Regions from separate parts of the Homo sapiens genome. Here region 2 is linked to region 1. Evidence: chromatin contacts called from ENCODE Hi-C or POLR2A ChIA-PET data. All regions are on one chromosome and are shown on one strand. The core of a region is the stretch at or near the end of the contact, and the rest is flanking DNA. Distances in the headings are between cores, read along the strand shown.

The links. Hi-C counts contacts between places; a loop is a spot of excess contacts on that map. ChIA-PET counts read pairs that join two places held with the same protein, here RNA polymerase II (POLR2A). Pooled maps may share reads with other maps.
Region 2: a map of naive thymus-derived CD4-positive, alpha-beta T cell shows a loop between it and region 1 (3-fold over the local background). The contact joins the enhancer-like site here to the promoter of IL3 in region 1. A Hi-C loop is called at or near these places in 1 of 168 maps with a recorded cell type or tissue (naive thymus-derived CD4-positive, alpha-beta T cell) and 8 of 50 pooled maps. POLR2A ChIA-PET finds 5 or more read pairs at or near these places in 2 of 52 experiments (H1 and activated naive CD8-positive, alpha-beta T cell).

Annotation. Positions count from the first base shown.
Region 1 is chr5:132,055,816-132,062,417 of GRCh38, forward strand. IL3 (interleukin 3) reads left to right here and starts at 4,840. Exons shown (of 5, transcript NM_000588.4): 1 at 4,840-5,053; 2 at 5,152-5,193; 3 at 6,497-6,586. The coding sequence starts at 4,892. LOC105379174 (a long non-coding RNA gene) reads right to left here. Exons shown (of 5, transcript XR_001742531.2): 2 at 5,656-5,793.
Region 2 is chr5:131,744,510-131,751,294 of GRCh38, forward strand. FNIP1 (folliculin interacting protein 1) reads right to left here. Exons shown (of 18, transcript NM_133372.3): 2 at 55-181. Among named protein-coding and RNA genes, the nearest start is that of FNIP1, 49 kb to the right of the region's middle. Within about 2 kb of position 2,927, at least 4 of the 41 ENCODE cell types and tissues checked have a DNase peak (open chromatin) inside an H3K27ac peak, as active enhancers do.

The sequences.
Region 1 (6,602 bases), core at 3,590-6,089:
CAACTGTCTTCTCTATTAGACTGGGCCTGGGATGGAGGGTCTGCTCTGCACCGACTGGGCCCCAAGGAAGCCATGACCCTGCAGCAGGGAATAGAAAGGCGAGGGTGCACAGGTGGAGGCTGTGTAGGTCTTGGGGATGGAGTGCAGAGCCAGGTTGGGACAGGAGGCCAGGGCTCTCCAGCTGGGCCCGCTCGGTGGCTTTTTCCTGAGCTCTCTGCTCAGGTGAGCAGGGGACATCTGGTTGCACTGCTTGGCTGGCCAAGAACCCTGAGCTGCCTTCTGTGGTGACAAAACCAGGCGATGTCATCAGGGCCACCAGCGGAAATACAACCGAGGTCATGGGCAGATTAAATCTGACACTTGTGATGCCATGGAAAGGGTGGCGGAGGAGCTTGTCACAGTGACTGAGGCCCAGGTTCTTGCCTGTGGCGGGTACCCCAGAAAATTCCACTAGGCCTGTGGGGGTGAGTGATGGGAAGAAGGAGGCATGTACCTCTAGTTGGACTGGACCCTGAGGGCCAGGACTTCCAACAATGTGGCCCACTCCATAGGGATGGGGTCAGGCCCACAGGGATCCATTAGACAGGGGTCCAGAGACCCCTCCTGAAACCTCCAGGGCTTTGGCAGACCCTGGGCTGCAGTCTTGGGCTGGCTCTCCTGTCCGGGCCCTGGCACACCCTCCCTCATGCCTGCCCCAGGGGTGGGCACGTGTGCTCATTTCCCTTCTTGATAGCAATCAGCCCAGCCCACAAAGGAGGTTTCCCCTAAGCCGGGCTGGGTTGACACAAAGGCCTGGGGTGGAATCACCATCTTACAGGGGACCAGGTCTCTCCTCAAGGGCTGGCAGGACTGTCGCCTCTGGAGGAGGGAAGTGGTGCCCATGATTTTGCATGAAGCTCCTATAGAGTCAAGGCAAACCTTGAAGGAGACCCCCAGGATGACCCAGGCTATGCCTCGGTCCAAGGGCTCACGGAAGCGCTGTGGTGGCCAACTACCCAGATATCCTTGGCAGCCCCTTTGGAATGAGGTTTGCTTTTAGGAACATGTCCCTCCATTCCTCCCTGGTTCATCGAACGGCAGCAGGTATTGGGCTGCAGTCACTGGGCCTCTCCGGGGTCCGGGGCTGCACCACCTCCTGCCTCCTTTGCTCTGCCCAGCTGGCCTCCCTGCCCATCCCAGCCTCCTCCCATGGCCCCACTCCCTGCCTCTGGGGCCTTCCATTCCATATTCTTGCCTGCCAAGGCCCTGGGTCCTCCCAACCTCCTCGCCCTCTGACCCCAGGCTGCCAGCCCCTCAAGGTCACCTCCAGGTAGTCACAGCTCAAGCCACCAAACCTCACCACCCTTATTGCTTCTAGCCCCACCTCAGGGGCTGACTTGACCTCTATTTCACAGAGAACACAGAAGCCATTGTCCCCTCCCACCACAAACCTGTGGACCAACCAGGCCCACCCCACTGCACCTACCCCACCCAGATGGACTGGGCCACCCAGGCAGCCCTTCCCTGAGCTCTCTGCGAGGAGCCCGTGACAGCTGATGGTGGGGCTCTGCCTGTGCTGGCCGGCCAGCCATCTCACCCATTCCCGGCTCACCTCCTTAAGAGAGGAAGGAGCTCAAACTTCTGTGTGGAAGGTGCGTCTCTGACCCTGTGACTCCTCTGGCTGCCCCATCCCCCTCTTTCCTTCAAAATAAAACTTCAAAGAATCTTCTACCCTCCGTCTCACCGTCACTCGCTTCTCAGCCCACTGCCAGAGGCTTTGCCCCACCATACACTGAAACTACTCCGCCAGAGGCCTCAGGGATCTCCCCGTCAGTAATCAGAGTGGTTACATCTCATCCTCACCCTGCTGTCCCCTCCTGCCACATGGCATCATCCTTTAAGGCCGTCATTGTCCGATGCTGCCCAGGGGGTGCTCAGCCTCTGGGTTGGACTGTTCTGCTTATCTCAGTCCCAGTGATGTCACTTCCTAGCTACATCAGCTCAGCTTCTCTGAGACTCAGTTTCTTCATCTGGAAAATGGGGCTAATAACAGCACCTGCCTCACAGTTCATCATGAGGATTAACAAGTTCAGCCATGAAAAGAACTTAGTTCTCCACACTTCACAAGTGCCACTCAATAGAAGTCAGCTGTGAGAGCGCTTCCCTTCACCCAGTCCTCTCCACCCCGTAAGAACCTACCTAGTCCAGCTTCCCACCACCTGTCTTCCAGAGGACTCCCAATATCTCCTCACTGGCCACCCTGCTGCCTTGAACTTTCTCATCCTTTCCCCCACAGCAGGTGCACCTGAGCTTCACCTCGCCTCCCCTGGTTGAAAACCCCGCAAGTCCTCCAATGCTCCTAGCATGAAGCCTCAACCTCTTTTGCCTTTAATAAACTATGTGTATATATATAATTTTTTTGGAGAGATGGTCTCACTCCAACGCCCAGGCTGGAGTGCAGTGGCACAATCACAACTCACTGCAGCCTTGACCTCCCAGGCTCAGGTGGTCCTCCCACATCAGCCTCCTAAGTAGCTGGGACCACAGGTGTGCACCACCACGCCTGGCTAATTTTTTGTATTTTTTGTAGAGATGAGGTTTCGCCAAATTGCTCAGGCTGGTATATATTCATTTTTAAAATGAGAAAAACACTACAAATGTCAAGATTTACAATACTACTATTCAGGATTTTGTGTGCATGTGTGGTTACAACACAAAGTCTTGACTTTTAAAGAAACAAAAAAAAATACAGGAATGTTTTGTCTCCACAGCTTTAAATTCATTGAACTTTAAAATTCCCTAGAAAAGCCCACTTACACTAAAAAAAATACAGCTTTTCTCTGTAAGGAATCACATTATTTGTGCACAAGTCCCCAAAACGTTTACATAGACAGTAACACCAAGGTACAGTTGAGTATGCAAGGAACAAACTCTGGGTCCGTGGGGCAATAGGGGACCCTACCGGAGCTAAGATTGCTGAGGTAGTTAGATCAGAGCCCCTCAAATGCACTGAATCACTGAGGATCTTATCAAAATGCGATTTTTGATTCAGAAAGTCTGGGCTGGGGCCTGAGGGTTGACACCGCTAACAAGCTCCCGGGCAGGGCTGACCTGCAGGTCTGGGACCACAGGAAGGGTAGCAAGACTGGAAATCTGTCTCCTCACAAGACTGAGCTGCTAGTGGAGGTTACCATGTCTGTTTTATTCACAGCAAGTGCTTTGTAGACGTCTGTTGAATGAATTGTGCCTACGGAGTACGCAAGCTGGTGCTAAGGCTCCCCTCTGTGTGTTGAGTTGTGCCTGTCAGACTCCACTCCGGGTCCAGAACCTAGGGCTCTTCCTGGTCCAGGGCCCAGCCTGGGGCTGAGCCAGGAGGGCATATCAGCTACAGAAATCATCCTCACAGCATGGCCTTGAGTCACAGCCTCTTCACCTGCCTCCCCACAGCCACATCCTGGTCCTTGTCTTCACCTGATCTGCTTATGCTCAGAAGCCCAAAGCACCCAAATTCCGCTGCCTCAGCATAACCTCCTATCCCGCATCCCCCACACTGATCACAACACACCGCACCATGACCCAGACCCTGGCCTTTCCTTACTGCTCTCCTCTCCCTCCCACCCGGGGCCAGTCATCTTGAAGAAGTCTTCCACATGCCCCTGTCACACTCATCCCTTTACCAAAAGCCCCTACCCCATGGGGTGGGTCAGGCAGGCCCCAAGACAGGCCCGTATCAGGAGGACCCCTCTTCTCTCAGGGGCTGCCCTCTGGGATAACCACCCCCGCCCTTCTGGGTTTCCTGCTTCCTATCTGGCTGCAGTTTCTCAGGTCCCTTGTGGATTTCCCCATGGTCTGTCCCCACTCACATCCCCTCTCTGCAAACCTTGCCTACTGGGCCTGCACCTGGCAAATCCATGCTCAGCACAGACGGGGATCAAGACCTCTCAATACAACTGTCTCCTGCCAATCCCTGCCCCAGCAGCCTGAGGCCCAGTCTGAAACCAGGGAGTTGCTCTCCTTTCTCCTCCCTTGACCTCACCCCTCAGACCATGCCAATTCTGCCTCCTAAACCTCCCAGGCCAGCCCCTCCCCCAGCTCCCAGTGACAGTGTCCTCAGGTACCTGAGCTCAGCTCTCGGTGCTACCAGAGGGACTGCCAGGGGCTGCAGCCGGGCCTCCTGCAGAGGCTGAGTCCCACACGCAGGGAACAGCCATGCCACTGCTAGCAGACCAGTAAGAGAATGGCCACCTGGGGCCTGAGCGCCCTCGGCCATCCACCAGAAACAAAGTGTCAAGGAGAAGCTGCCCGAAGCCCATGGGACAAACCACTGGGGACTGGAACACCAGTAATTCTGTATTGGGAAGCGGCACCAAGAGATGTGCTTCTCAGAGCCTGAGGCTGAACGTGGATGTTTAGCAGCGTGACCGGCTACCAGACAAACTCTCATCTGTTCCAGTGGCCTCCTGGCCACCCACCAGGACCAAGCAGGGCGGGCAGCAGAGGGCCAGGGTAGTCCAGGTGATGGCAGATGAGATCCCACTGGGCAGGAGGCCTCAGTGAGCTGAGTCAGGCTTCCCCTTCCTGCCACAGGGGTCCTCTCACCTGCTGCCATGCTTCCCATCTCTCATCCTCCTTGACAAGATGAAGTGATACCGTTTAAGTAATCTTTTTTCTTGTTTCACTGATCTTGAGTACTAGAAAGTCATGGATGAATAATTACGTCTGTGGTTTTCTATGGAGGTTCCATGTCAGATAAAGATCCTTCCGACGCCTGCCCCACACCACCACCTCCCCCCGCCTTGCCCGGGGTTGTGGGCACCTTGCTGCTGCACATATAAGGCGGGAGGCTGTTGCCAACTCTTCAGAGCCCCACGAAGGACCAGAACAAGACAGAGTGCCTCCTGCCGATCCAAACATGAGCCGCCTGCCCGTCCTGCTCCTGCTCCAACTCCTGGTCCGCCCCGGACTCCAAGCTCCCATGACCCAGACAACGCCCTTGAAGACAAGCTGGGTTAACTGCTCTAACATGATCGATGAAATTATAACACACTTAAAGCAGCCACCTTTGCCTTTGCTGGTGAGTAGCTTGGATAAGACTGGCCTGCAGCAGTGAGGGGTGGTGGCTGCCTAAGGCCAAAAGGCCTCATGGGCCTTTCTCTCCCTTCACCCCCACAGGACTTCAACAACCTCAATGGGGAAGACCAAGACATTCTGATGGTAAGAGCTCAGCCCGTGGATCCCGATCCACTTCCTGCCTGGGTGACTTCAGCCATGTCATTCCATCTTACCTAGCCTTGCTTTCTTCATCTGTAAAATAGGGTTAATAGCACCTATCTCAGTGGGATTGTTATGACAATCAAATGGCACAATGTGCATGTTCTGGCCCAGCATCTGGCACTTAAGAGTTCAATACATGGCCACAGCCATGGCTATAATAATGAAAATGACTTTTAAATTAGAAAATGAAAAGGCAGTTCTAGGTGAGGAATACCAAGGGCCTTAAGGTCAGTGTTTGGTAGGGCAGACTCTGGACTGACAGACAGAAATTTCCCCCTCAGATGTGCCAGCTTCTTTTTCCCTTAAAAAATTGAGTTTGTGTTTTCCACCCTCATTGGCTGTGGCATTATCATTTACAGTTATTTTTCATGGTTCCAGTTGGTTGCAGTTGTTCTGTCTCACCTTTGCATGACATTTCTTGGGTCAAACAAGAAGTGGAAGCCTTTGCTGAGTTCCTGGGCCATCTGTGTTTGGGGCACTCACAGCTCACATGCTGCACCCATTTCCATGCTGGGGTCTCTGTGATTTTCTTCTTGATTTCTAGGAGACTTTAATTCAGTCAGGGCATGAACACTGTTATCAGCCTCTGAGCTACAAATACTTCCCTTGGAAAACCCCCTGTCTTTTGTAGAGCTTCTTTTTGGAGATATTTTTTCCCCCAAGTGCAGAAAGATCCACCTAGGTACCCCCTCCCCACCCATTTTTTTTTTTTTTTTTGAGACAAGAGTCTCACTCTGTTGCCCAGGCTGGAGTGCAGTGGCACGATCTCAGCTCACTGCTACCTCTGCCTCCTGAGTTCAAGCAATTCTCCTGTCTCAGCCTCCCAAGTAGCTAGGATTACAGGCATGCACCACCACTCCCATTTTTGTATTTTTAGTAGAGACGGGGTTTCACCATATTGGTCAGGCTGGTCTTGAACTCGACCTCAGGTTATCTGCCTGCCTCGGCCTCCCAAAGTGCTGGGATTACAGGCTTGAGCCACTGCGCCCAGCCCACCTAGGCCCTTTATGTAGCTCAAATGGAGCCAGAGACTGGGGGCTTGAGGAAACCAGGTCCTGCCTGCCACTCACTTCTAGGCCTGTGCCCTTGGGCAGGGACCCACCTGAGGCAAGAACGGGACTAGGAGGGAACCCGAGGATGTCCCCAACAGTGGGCTTGGGAAACTGTGGGGGTGACTTCCACCTGCTTGTGGGAGGGATACTCTGTAACCTTTCCCCCTTAAGTGTATTCTCTGCCCCGTTAGGAAAATAACCTTCGAAGGCCAAACCTGGAGGCATTCAACAGGGCTGTCAAGAGTTTACAGAACGCATCAGCAATTGAGAGCATTCTTAAAGTATGTGAAGCTGTTG
Region 2 (6,785 bases), core at 1,677-4,176, 310 kb before region 1:
GAATTATCAAAATGTTCAACATTAAAAGTCAACCAAATCAATAATGATGCTCACCGATACTGATATGTCCTCATTTCTTCTCTTAACACTGGAGTCAAACAAAACATTTCTCCCTCGTCTTTCACAGTCTTGATATACAATCAGTCGAATCTGGCTTGGATCAAACTCTGGTAAAGGCCAACTTGAAAGAAAAGTAAGGAAAAGTAAAGATCCATTAGAGTTACATTAATAAATATTCCATATACATTATTAGAAATAAATCTATATAATAAAGCCCAAAATTATCTTATTGTTAAATAATATATATATCTTTATATTAAATATCACCAGTTCATGGCTGAAAACTTTAAAGTAAAAATAAAGGCAAAACAAAATTATCTTTATTTAAAAATAATACTGGTAACTATCAGTATATATAAAATATAGTTATCTCGTGATTTTTGAAAGCATTAACTTAATAAATATACATAAGTATATTTAACATAATGAAAATATGTACTGATTTCATGTCATGGACCAAGATGACATAATAAGGTTAACCCATATTTTTAAGTAGTTTTGTTACTATTTCTCCAATATGGAAATGTGAAAAATGAAATGGTTTTCAGTTTAAATAATAGCAAAGGACTTACAAGACAAAAAACAAGCCAAAAAAAAAAAAGTGGAGAGCAATCAAGTATAGTGAAAATTCTCATATGCTGCTGGTATGAATACAAACTGGCACAACTCCTGGGTGTGGTGGCTCACACCTGTAATCCCAGGACTTTGGGAGTTCAAGGTAGGAGGATCACTTGAGCCCAGGAGTTCAAGACCAGCCTGGACAACATAGTGAGACCCTGTCTCTACAAAAAGTTAACAAAATTCGCCAGGCATGGCAGCACACATCTGTAGTCCTAGCTACTTAAGAGGCTGCAGTGGGAGGATCGCTTGAGCCTGGAAGGTCGGGGCTATAGCAAGCTGTGATCATGCCACTGTACTCCACCCTGGGTGACAGAATGAGACCCTGTCTCAAAAAATAAAAATAAAAAATAAATAAATTGGCACAATCTCTTTAGAACACAGTTTTTTAAAAATTTATATATAAATTTAGTATGTGTATATATATGTGTGTGTATACATACACACACACATACACTAAAACAAATCCCAGTAAAAATGAAGTTGATCCCAGCAATTCCACTTCGGAAAAATTTATCACAATGAATGAATTTCAGCTATAGGCAAAAATGGACAGACCACAAGCAAAAGAAGTCAGACAATGACTCACACACACACAGATAGCTACTGTATTTTTCCACTTATATAGAGGTTAAAAACGTGCAACGTTTGTCTAGGGGTTCATACTTAGTTTTTAAACTATAAAGAAAACAATGTAAGTAATGACCTCCAGAGTTTGGAGAGTAATTTTCTAGGAGTAAGGTGGAGGGAAAAGTGTAACCAGAAAAGGGACGTAACAGGTGAACTGGCGCAATGACTATGTTCTCTGTTTTGACCAGATAGTGCTGACATGGATCTTTACTTTACAGTATGTATTTAAACAGTACATCACATTTGTTTTATGTACTTTTACATATCCATTACATTCCACAATTTAAAAGATTAATGGGGTGGGTGAGGCAGAGAAGAAGGGAAAGAGAAAACAAACCAAATGACAAATATCTGGTAAACTGAACACAATACAAATGACAGGACAGCTGCTAAGAAATGGGAGAACAGACATGCCAGGAGCTGTTTCTCATTAGTTACAACAGGCTATTTATTTTTTATAATTTCAACTTTTAAATTCAGGGGGTACATGTGGTGCAAGTTACATGCATATATCTCATGATGCTGAGGTTTAGGGTACAACTGATGCTGTCACCCAGAGAGAGAGCATACAACCCAACTATTAAGTTTTTCAACTCTTGCCCCTCTCCCTCCTGCCTTGCTCTACTAGTCCTCAGTGTCTATTGTTGCCATCCTTATGTCCATGAGTATCCAATGTTTAGCTCCCACTTATAACTGAGAACATGCGGTATCTGATTTTCTGTTCCTGCATTAATTCACTCAGGATAACGGCCTCCAGCTGCCTTCGTGTTGCTGCAAAGGACTGGATTTCATTCTTTTTTATGGCTGAGTAGTATTCCATAGTACATACATACCACATTTTCTTTATCCAATCCACCACTGATGGGACCCTCCCTAGGTTGATTCCATGTCTTTGCTATTGTGAACAATGCTGCAATGAACATACAAGTGCATGTGTCTTTTTGGTAGCTTTGTTTTCTTTTGGATATATACTCAGTAATGTGATCGCTGAGTCAAATGGTAGCTCTCTTTCAAAGTTCTCTGACAAATCTTCAAACTGCTTTCCACAGTGGCTAAACTACTTTACATTCCCATCAATGGTGTGTAAGTATTCCCTTTTCTCCACAGCCTCACCTGCATCTGTTATTTTTTGACTTTTTAATAATAGCCAATCTGATTGATGTGAGATGGTATCTCATTGTAGTTTTGATTTGTCTTTCTCTGATGACTAGTGATGATGAGCATTTTTTCATGTTTGTTGGCTGGTTGGATGTCTTCTTTTGAGAACTGTCTGTTCATATATTTTGCCCACTGTTTATTGGGGTTGTTTTTTGCTTGTTAAATTGTTTAAATTCCTTATAGATTCTGTATATTAGACTTTTGTCAAATGTACAGTTTGTGAATATTTTCTGCCATTATGTGGGTTGTCCACCAGGCACAATTCTTCACTTCCTTAAGAGAGCCTTAACCCTAACTCTGTCAACGTATGTGAAACTATGTGTAACCGGCAACATAAAACATCTTCATCCCAAATTCTTGACAGAAAATATAATTTTGGTTTTCTTCTGTCTAATCTTTAGTAAATGTCTGTGTGCTAGTAAATGATAAAGACCTACCTAGACATCCAGGCTAAACCAGAGACTCCTCCTTAAACCACAATGACTTGCATCACACTGAACTGTTTCTACTAAATTGTGCTTTCATACCATGCAAAGGAAACTGTAAAGGAACAGACCGACAAAGGATGAAAATAGGGAAAGGGGTCTCACGGAAACCAGTGAAAAAGAACATTTTAGAAAAGAAAAAGAACTACCACGGGAGTCACTAAAAAGTATCCACTAGAGAAGCAAAAGTCATTGGTGACCATAGCAAGGACAGTTCTAAGGAATAAAGAGTACAGAGGTCAGATTCTAGGGGACTGAAGAGTGAATAGGAGCAGAGAAAACAGACAACTGGTAAGAAAAAAAGAGAAAGAAAATGAAACCTCAAGTAGAGTGAGAGTGACAGATATTCTGCTATTTAAAAAATGACACATCTGAACATGTTTACATATATGCTGATGACAGAATCTGAGGTGGAGGAGAAATACAAGGCCTCTGAGGAAGTAGAGAACAGGATATAGAGCACAAGTGAAAGCATTAGCTCAAAGAAAATAACTCTCACACTAGGATGGAAAGAAAGGAGATAAAGATGTACATGGGTGCAGAAAGATTTGTAGATATGAAGGTAAGGTGCGGAGGGAATCCATATCTAAGAGATCCATTTTCTTTGTCAAGCAGGTGAAGGCAAGTAAGGGAAAGGTGGTAAGATGTGGGGATAGTAGAGAGTAAAAAAGAGAATAGCAGTTGTTGGGAAATAAAATAGTCATACACCATATAACGTTTTGGTCAACAACAAACTGTATATATGATGGTGGTCTCATAAGATTATAATGCAGTTCAAAAACTCCTATTGCCTAGTAACACTGTAGCTGTCATCACATGGTAGCACAAAGTATTACGCACATGTCTGTGGTGATGCTCATGTAAACAAACCTACTGCACTGTCAGTCATATGAAGGTATTACGGATACAATTATGTAAAATACGCAATACTTGATAATAAAAGACTATGTTGGCCGGGTGCAGTGGCTCACACCTGTAATCCCAGCACTTTGGGAGGCTGAGGTGGGCAGATCACAAGGTCAGGAGATTGAGACCATCCTGACTAACATGGTGAAACCCTGTCTCTACTAAAAGTACAAAACAAAAATTAGCCAGGCGTGGTGGCATGCACCTGTAGTCCCAGCTACTCAGGAGGCTGAGGCAGGAGAATCTCTTGAACCCAGGAAGCAGAGGTTGCAGTGAGCCAAGATTGCGCCACTGCACTCCAGCCTGGGCGACAGAGTGAGACTCTGTCTCAAAAAAAAAAAAGAAAAAAAAAAAAAAAGACTATGTTACTGGTTTATGAATTTACTATACTTTTATCATTATTTTAAAGTGTACCCCTACTTATAAAAAAATTAACTGTAAAACAGCCTTAAGCAGATCCTTCAGGAGGTATTCCAGAAAAAGGCATTATTAGCATAAGAGATGACAGTTCCATGTGTGTTATTACTCCTAAAGACCTTACAGTGGGACAAGATGTGGAGATGGAAGATAGTGGTACTGATAATCCTGACTCTATGTAGGCCTACGTTAATGGTGTGTTTGTGTCTCAGTTTTTAACAAAAAGGTTAAAAAAATTTAACTGAAAAAAGCTTAGAATAAGCACATAAAGAAAGAAAATATGTTTGTACAGCTGTACAATGTTTGTGTCCTAAACAAAGTGTTACTACACAACAGTTCAAAAGATTTTAAAATTAAAAAGTTAATAAGGAAAAAACTTACAATAAGCTAAGGTTAATTTTATTATTGAAGAAAAACATTTTTAATAAATTTAATGTAGCCTAAGTATACAGTGCTTATTTATAAAACCTACAGTAGTGTACAACACTGTCCTAGGTTTTCACAGTCACTGACTACTCACTCACTGACTCACCCAGTAACTTCCAGTCTCGCAAAATCCATTCACAGTAAGTGAATGGATCGCCCTATATAAGTGTACCACTTTTTATCTTTTTTTTTTTTTTTTTTGAGATGCAGTCTCAGTCTATCGTCCAGGCTGAAGTGCAGTGGTGCGATTTTGGCTCACTGCAACCTCCGCTTCCGGGTTCAAGTGATTCTCCTGCCTCAGCCTCCCCAGTTGCTGGGTTTACAGGCGTGTGCCATCATGCCTGGCTAATTTTTATATTTTTAGTAGACATGTGGTTCCACCATGTTGGCCAGGTTTGTCTCAAACTCCTGACCTCAGGTGATCCGCCTGCCTCGGCCTCCCAAAGTGCTGGGATTACAGGTGTGAGCCACTGTGCCCGGCCTACTTTTTATCTTTTATACCATATTTTTGCTGTACCTTTTCTATGTTTGGATATGTTTAGATACACAAATACTTACCATTGTGTTACAACTCCCTACAGTGTTCAGCACAGCAATACGCTGTACAGGTTTGTACCCCAAGAGCAATAGGCTATTATCATACAGCCTAGGTGTGTAGTAGACTATACCATCTAGTGTGTGTAAGTACACTGTGTGATGTTTGCATAACAACAAAATTGCCTAACAATGCATTCCTCAGAACAGAGCCCCATCATTCACTGGTGCATGAGTGTATGTTGAATAGAAAACATAAGATTTCCAGGCAATGCTGTACATCTACATAACGTTGAAGACTATGAACTAGGACGATGTACTGGCTGCAAACTACAGTTAGGTGATTTTCTCCAGTAGGACCTCATGTGCTTGAATTTGGATCAGACTGTGCCAAGGTAAGGGTTTTGATAGGTATACGGAACAAAAGAAAAGGAAGGCTATGGAAATGGAGTATAAGACTGACAAGAATACAGCTGAATTGATCTAAGCTAGTTAGGGAACGTAGTGATGGGACAACAATAACAAAAGAAAATGGAGGCAGTACGGTCAAAGTGCTGAAAAAACGCAAAGAAGGAGAGTGGGAGGCAGAGAGGACAAGGAATAGGAGGCTATAATCACAGGGCAGGATCCTAGAGTTTAAGATATTAGAGGTAGAATAGCTCATTTAATCATTAAATACAGATATGTACCTACTATGTGCCAAGCAGTGGTTAGGGCAAGATAAAAAAGAACCTCTCTGGAAGAAAGATACAACAGTAGCTAAGCAAAGAAATAAATTAACTTGATAACTTCAGGTAAGTCAATAGACTATGATAGAAGGTGGTAGTGAGAGAATGGTTTGGGTTGAGGGGAGGTATATTCTTCCCTTCTTTCTTTTTTTTTTTTTTTAGACAGAGTCTCTCTCTGTCTCTCAGGCTGGGGTGCAGTAGCATGATCTCGGCTCACTGCAACTTCTGCCTCCTGAGCTTGAGAGACTCTTGTGCCCCAGCCTCCCAATTAGCTGAGATTACAGGTATGTGCCACCACGCCCAGCTAGTTTTTGTACTTTTAGTAGAAATAGGGTTTTGCCATGTTGGCCAGGCTGGTCTCAAACTCCTGGCCTCAAGTAATCTGCTGGGATTACAGGTAGCACGAGCTACCACACCTGGCCAATACATTCATTTTTTAAAAGGTGCCTAATATGGACAAAATTTTCTGGAGAAAATGAAAAGTTGGGCTTCACTGGATATGTGGTCTTCTAACAGACCTTATATAAGCAGTGATGCCATTTCATTTAGCCAAACTCCTTTGGTCTCCCAGACACCCAAAGAATAAAATCCAAGTTCCTTTGCTTAGATGTAAAGCTCTTCATGGGCTGGCCCAGATCTGCCTTTCCAGACTCTTTTCATGTTACCCATAATTATCATACTGAGCTTCTCAAAGGTGCCAAGATATATCAATTCCATGCCTTTGTACAAGCCATGTCTTCTACCTGAAATATTCTCACTCTCCTGGCAAACTCTTATTTATTCTTAAAGATCTAGCTCCAAATGTCACCTACTCTAAAAAGTT